2 separate regions of the Homo sapiens genome follow, and region 2 is linked to region 1. Evidence: chromatin contacts called from ENCODE Hi-C or POLR2A ChIA-PET data. All regions are on one chromosome and are shown on one strand. Each heading gives the region's core, a stretch centred on a gene start or an enhancer-like site at or near the end of the contact. The rest is flanking DNA. Distances are from core to core; before and after follow the strand shown.

Evidence for each region. Hi-C counts contacts between places; a loop is a spot of excess contacts on that map. ChIA-PET counts read pairs that join two places held with the same protein, here RNA polymerase II (POLR2A). Pooled maps may share reads with other maps.
Region 2: a pooled map shows a loop between it and region 1 (2.5-fold over the local background). The contact joins the promoter of ERAP2 here to the enhancer-like site in region 1. A Hi-C loop is called at or near these places in 8 of 50 pooled maps. POLR2A ChIA-PET finds 5 or more read pairs at or near these places in 2 of 52 experiments (CD4-positive, alpha-beta memory T cell and CD8-positive, alpha-beta memory T cell).

The regions. Positions count from the first base shown.
Region 1 is chr5:96,698,356-96,701,055 of GRCh38, forward strand. The region is part of intron 3 of CAST (calpastatin); the gene reads left to right. Among named protein-coding and RNA genes, the nearest start is that of CAST, 37 kb to the left of the region's middle. Within about 2 kb of position 1,261, at least 2 of the 41 ENCODE cell types and tissues checked have a DNase peak (open chromatin) inside an H3K27ac peak, as active enhancers do.
Region 2 is chr5:96,875,057-96,877,756 of GRCh38, forward strand. It overlaps ERAP2 (endoplasmic reticulum aminopeptidase 2), which reads left to right and starts at 1,444. Exons shown (of 19, transcript NM_022350.5): 1 at 1,444-1,471. It also overlaps a transcript of ERAP1 not described here. RefSeq lists enhancers at 1,083-1,212, 1,233-1,382, 1,553-1,762, 2,133-2,342.

The DNA.
Region 1 (2,700 bases), core at 11-2,510:
TATTTAACAGCAAACATGAAATTCTTTTTTTGGCTTTAAAAACACCATCCTCTCCCATTTCCATTCTTATGTCTGCTGTTTCTCTTTCTCACCATGCTTTTCTGACTCACTTTCCTTTGCCAGTTTCCTAAATGTGAGTTCTCCAGGGTTTGATTCTTCACCCCTTCCGTTCTCATATTTTTTACTTTTATAAGGTGTTGAACAAACGTAATTGCTTATTTCTTCTTTTGATGCCAGATTGGAATGGTTGTAACTCATAGCATTATCCCTTAAGGAATTACATACCCATGCATCATTTAGAAAAGCTGGGGGTAATAGCATAACTTGAAGCCTTTTATTACACAGTTATCATGGCACACACAGGCAAAATAATATTCTCCCAACACATTCTGAAAAGGCGTGACAGAGTGGTAGATAGAATTGGAAGTGAGAACTAGTGCTAGTTTTCTTGATTCTGGAAATAGTTAATTTGAAATTCAAAATAAGTGATAATTTTACAATTATTAAGAAAACTTTAAAGTTTTAAAAATTAAGTACTTAATTTGAAGCATATGTGTAAGCTATGTATTAGAGAATGGTTTCTATATATTGTAGAATTGTTTTATGAGAATGCTTACAAAATGAGGAATTGGGCCCTCAAATAATATCCCTTCTGCTATGCAGTTTTAGGTTTCAAAGATCTAATGCTCTTAAGTGATGTAAATTTTTCTAATTCAAAATAATTAGTGTAAAATATTTAGTTCTTAAAATTTAATTTTTGGTAAATCAGTAGTGAAGATGAGGCTGCGGAAATTATACGGACTCTTACTAAAGCCTATATGAAAATAGTTGTGATCCATAACCAGTCATGCAATTTTATTTCTGGAAGACTTGTCAGACAACTTCTATTTCACCAACCTGACTGTTCAGGTGAGGAAACCGAGGTTCAAATTGCATTAGGAATGTCTCTGTAGAAGACCATGCTATTAAGAAGATGTACTGGTTAAAGTTGTTAGTTCCAATTAGAACCCACTCTGACTAAGCCAAAAAGGAATTTCTTAAGGAACGGGGTAGCTGGTAGAGAAATCCAGGAGAGTACAGCAGAAGAAATCTAAAGCCTTACAGCAGTACTAATGCACAGTAACACTATGAGGCTTTCTCCTGCTGCCACCACAGCTCAGCTCCTGTCACATGTAGGACTGGGTGCCAGAACTCTGCCACTGACAATGCAGAAGACTCAAAATCCCTATTATAACATGGATTTCCTGGTGGGCAGCAGCCTGCACACGTTGCTCACTTCCCAGCTCATTCTTGTTTGGCACATCTGATTGGCCAGTGTAAATCACATGCCTTCACCCTGCTCCAAGGGAATCTGGGGGTGTGAGTCTTCTGGATCCTACTTTGGGAAGGCATGGACTGATAAGGCAGGAAATTATCAATATGTGGTGAGGTTTTTCAAATATGTGGCCTCCTGCTGAATGACAGATATCCATGACAAAGGAAAACAGGAGAATTACCTAATTGAATAGGAAAACTACAGATGACAAGTTATTCAGCAACATTAGGCCTTTCAAACAGAAGAAAGCGCAAACAACTTTCCTCCCAGCCTAGACAGGAGGAGATCTATGAAGGAATAAGCACCTATCAGAGAAATACTTTCGTGATTTGGGTCCTGAGTCTGCCATAAATAGCTGTGCTGACTTTGGCAACACAGCTCTCTTCCCAGGTTCTTACTTTTCTCATCTGTAATAGGAGTGAGGGTTTGGGTTAACTCTTCAGGTACTGTGGAGGGTATGCTGACATTCAGTGCCAGCATCAGCCCACAGTACCCTCCTACCACGTGTGGTTTGTGAGATGACTGTGTGTTAGACAAGAAAGCGTTTTTATTTTAATAATTATGCTTATATTTTAATGTGCTATAAAAAGTAAACTAGCACATCAACTCCTAATCCCATGGCTATTTTCATTTATAGTGAGGCTGAATTTAAGGTTAAAGTAAATCTACTTCTTTTAAATTAAGTAAACATAATATATCTATGGCAGGTTAAAAAATATTATATAAGTAATGTACAAATAATAACCAGGGCTTGAGAAATAAGATCCAGAGCAGTAATTCTCACCTTTTAATGTACATAATGAGTCAGTGTGGGTTTTATTAAAATGAAGATTCTGGTTTAGGAAGTCCAGGATGAGGCTGAGATTCTGCTTTTCTAACAAGCTTCCAGTGGATGTGCTGCTGCTGCTTTGGCAACCACATTTTGAGTAGCCAGGAGACTGAATAGTGCAGAATGTGGGTAGTTTAGGCTACCCATAACCTAAACATCAACTAGAGAATCTGATTAAAATGCAGATTCTCAGGTTTGAAGCCAAGAAATTCTGATTCGCCGGGGTGGGGGAAGAGCCCAGGATTTCATATATTTAATAGGCATTCCCAGGAGTTTCAGATGCAGATGATTTGAGAACCACACTGGCAGGAAGGACACCCTCAGGGATTGTGATGGCCACAGCACAGCAGTGGAACTACATTGTTTGCCTTCACTCTAAGGAAAGGAGCCTTTTTCCACCTGACTTACAGCAGAAGAATCTTGCGAAAAAAATTTTTTTTTTTTTTTGAGACAGGGTCTCACTATTGCCCAGGCAGGAGTGCAGTGGTGTGATCTCAGCTCACTGCAACCTCCACCTTCCAGGTTCAAGCGATAATCCTGCCTGAAGCCTCCCGAG
Region 2 (2,700 bases), core at 194-2,693, 180 kb after region 1:
GGGGAGGCATGGTCGAGCAGTAGTTGAAAGGATTAATCTGGTGGCATCGTACAAGTAACTGCAAGAAGCTGAGCTTGAGAAGCTGGGAAGACATGATTGAAGGCCATTGTGAGGAAGGATGAGGACCTGGACTACTTTAATAAGCGGTGGGATTTTTTCTTAGTTGGATAGAAAGAGATTGAAAATGATTCAAAAAGGCCAGTTGCGGTGTCTCATGCCTGTAATCCCAATCCTTTGGGAGGCTGAGGCAGAAGGATCACTTGAGCCTAGGAGTTTGAGACCAGCCTGAGCAACATGGGAAGACCTCATCTATAAAAAAAAAATAATAAATTAGCTGGGTGTAGTGGTGGATGCCTGTAGCCCCAGCTACTTGGGAGGCTGAGGTGGGAGGATCATTTGAGCTCAGGAAGTCAAGGCTGCAGTGAGCTGGGATGGCACCACTGCACTCCAACCTGGGTGACAGAGTGAGACCCTATCTCAAAAAAAAAAAAAAGAAAAGAAAAGGAAAAATCAACAGGCTTTGGTAACAAATTGGAGAGGGACAGAATCAAAGTAACTAACTATATGGTTCAATCCTAGATAATGGAAGAAGGCTGGAAGCATATAAAGCAAAGGGTGTTTATCTGGGGAAAGAAAACACTATTTGAGTTGTCAGGGTTCTGGTTCAGGTTAGGGTTAGACATCCATGTACTGTTGGTCCATCAGGCTGTTGGAATTACAGCAGCAGAACCCTTGAAGGAGGGATCACAATGGGAGCAATGTGGGATGAATGGGGATAAATGCTAAATCTGGGTACTGGAAAGGATAAAGAGAGGGCAGAGCAAAGGCCAGAGGTTTCATCTTTGTGGAAGGTCTGTATTCAGAGCAGAGAGGAAGTTGAAGCCCAACTCAAACAGGCAGATAAAGAGAGATCAAAGAGATGAGCATGAGATACAGTCCCCTCGTGCCCAAGGAGACAGGGTGGTTACAGACATGGAAAATCTGAGAATAATCACCTCTGATAAAGATCACAGAAGCTGCCCGGGAGGTGTTTGGTAAGCTTGGAGTTACGTTTGTGGGGTGGATGGGCAGAAGTCAGATTTCATAGCACTGAGGATGCAGCACAAGGAGAAGTTCAAGATCAATTCCTAAGACAACAACTTGGCACTAAAAAACATAAACTATGTTCTGAAGGCTTTACCCTGGGGACAAGGGAAGGGAGGTGATAACAGCAGAAGTGGCAGCCACTGGCGATCCTTTCTTTCCATGGTTTGGCTTCTACTCCAAAGCCACTTATTTGTGCATTCTACAAAAAGTTTCTTGTCCTTTTTGAAATAAAGCTCTTATCCTAAGCTCCATTCACACCTGCGTGATAATGAACCAGCTAGTACTTACTGTACTCAGGAAGCATGCAAAGTTCTGAATCTTAGAACAGAAAGTGAAAGCAAAAGTAAATTCCCCTTCAGTCAAATCTGCAGCAGCATGATTTAAGGTAACGTATCAACATTTCTCTTGGGTTTGTCTTAAAATTAGATTTTTTCAATAAGAATAATGAACTGAAGGTATAGAACTGCTGTGTTGAGAAGGTTTTGTAATCTAAGGCAAGGTTCTGGGGGACTGGGGTGAATTGGGCGCGGCTGTATTAGAAAGTGTATGCAGTTGAGGCTGGGACTTGATCTAAGACGCTGCTGCACTGACTCTCTTTCAGAGATCTTTTTGTCTTTTCTAAGCGTTTGTGACAATTCTTGCCTCTTCAATCCCAGGATGTTTTGTTCACTGCATTGCTATTTAAGGTACAGTGCAGTATAATAGAAAGCCCACCAGACCAAAGGGCAAAGAGCTATGTTTTAGTCCTGATTCTGTTTCAGACTTCCTGTGTGGATTTTGAGAAGTCACCATCCTGTTCCTTCATCTGTTTATTTAATTTAATTTATGTATTTATTTATTTATTTATTTTGAGAGAGAGCCTCGCTCTGTCGCCCAGGCTGGAGTGCAGCAGCACGATCTCGGCTCACTGCAACTTCCACCTCCCTGGTTCAAGCGATTCTCGTGCCTCAGCCTCCCGAGTAGCTAGGACTACGGGCATGTGCCACCATGCCCGGCTAATTTTTGTATTTTTAGTAGAGGTAGGGTTTCACCATGTTGGTGAGGCTGGTCTCGAATTCCTGACCTCAGGTGATCTGCCCACCTTGGCCTCCCAAAATGCTGGCATTACAGACCTGAGTCACTGTGCCCGGTCCTGTTTCTTTATCTGAACACTAAGGACTTGTACTAGCTGGCCTTTACAACCCTTACTAGTTCTAAAGTTAAAGACTGTGTGAGTAAAGCTTTTCTCTCTACTCTTATCAATCAAGTACATCTCTAGGAGTGTCTGCTACAAGTGGGGGCGAGCTACTCCTTCATTTTGGCCATTGAATGCAAGTTATAACCTCAATAATAATTTCATATCCAACACTAATTACTTACTTCCTATATGCTCCATGCTGTGCTGTGCCAACTTCTTCACATGAATTATTTCATTTAATCATCCCAGCATGAGGAAGGTATAATTATTACACTGTTTTATGGTTGAGATAAATGAAGCTCAAAAAGTAAAAAACTTTGCCCATGATCACGTAGGTGAGGTTGGTGGAATTAGCGTTGGAATCTGGGCACTCTGATTCCAAAGCCTCAGACCCACATAATAAGCCACTCCATTTTTTTTAAACCCTCCAAAATTCA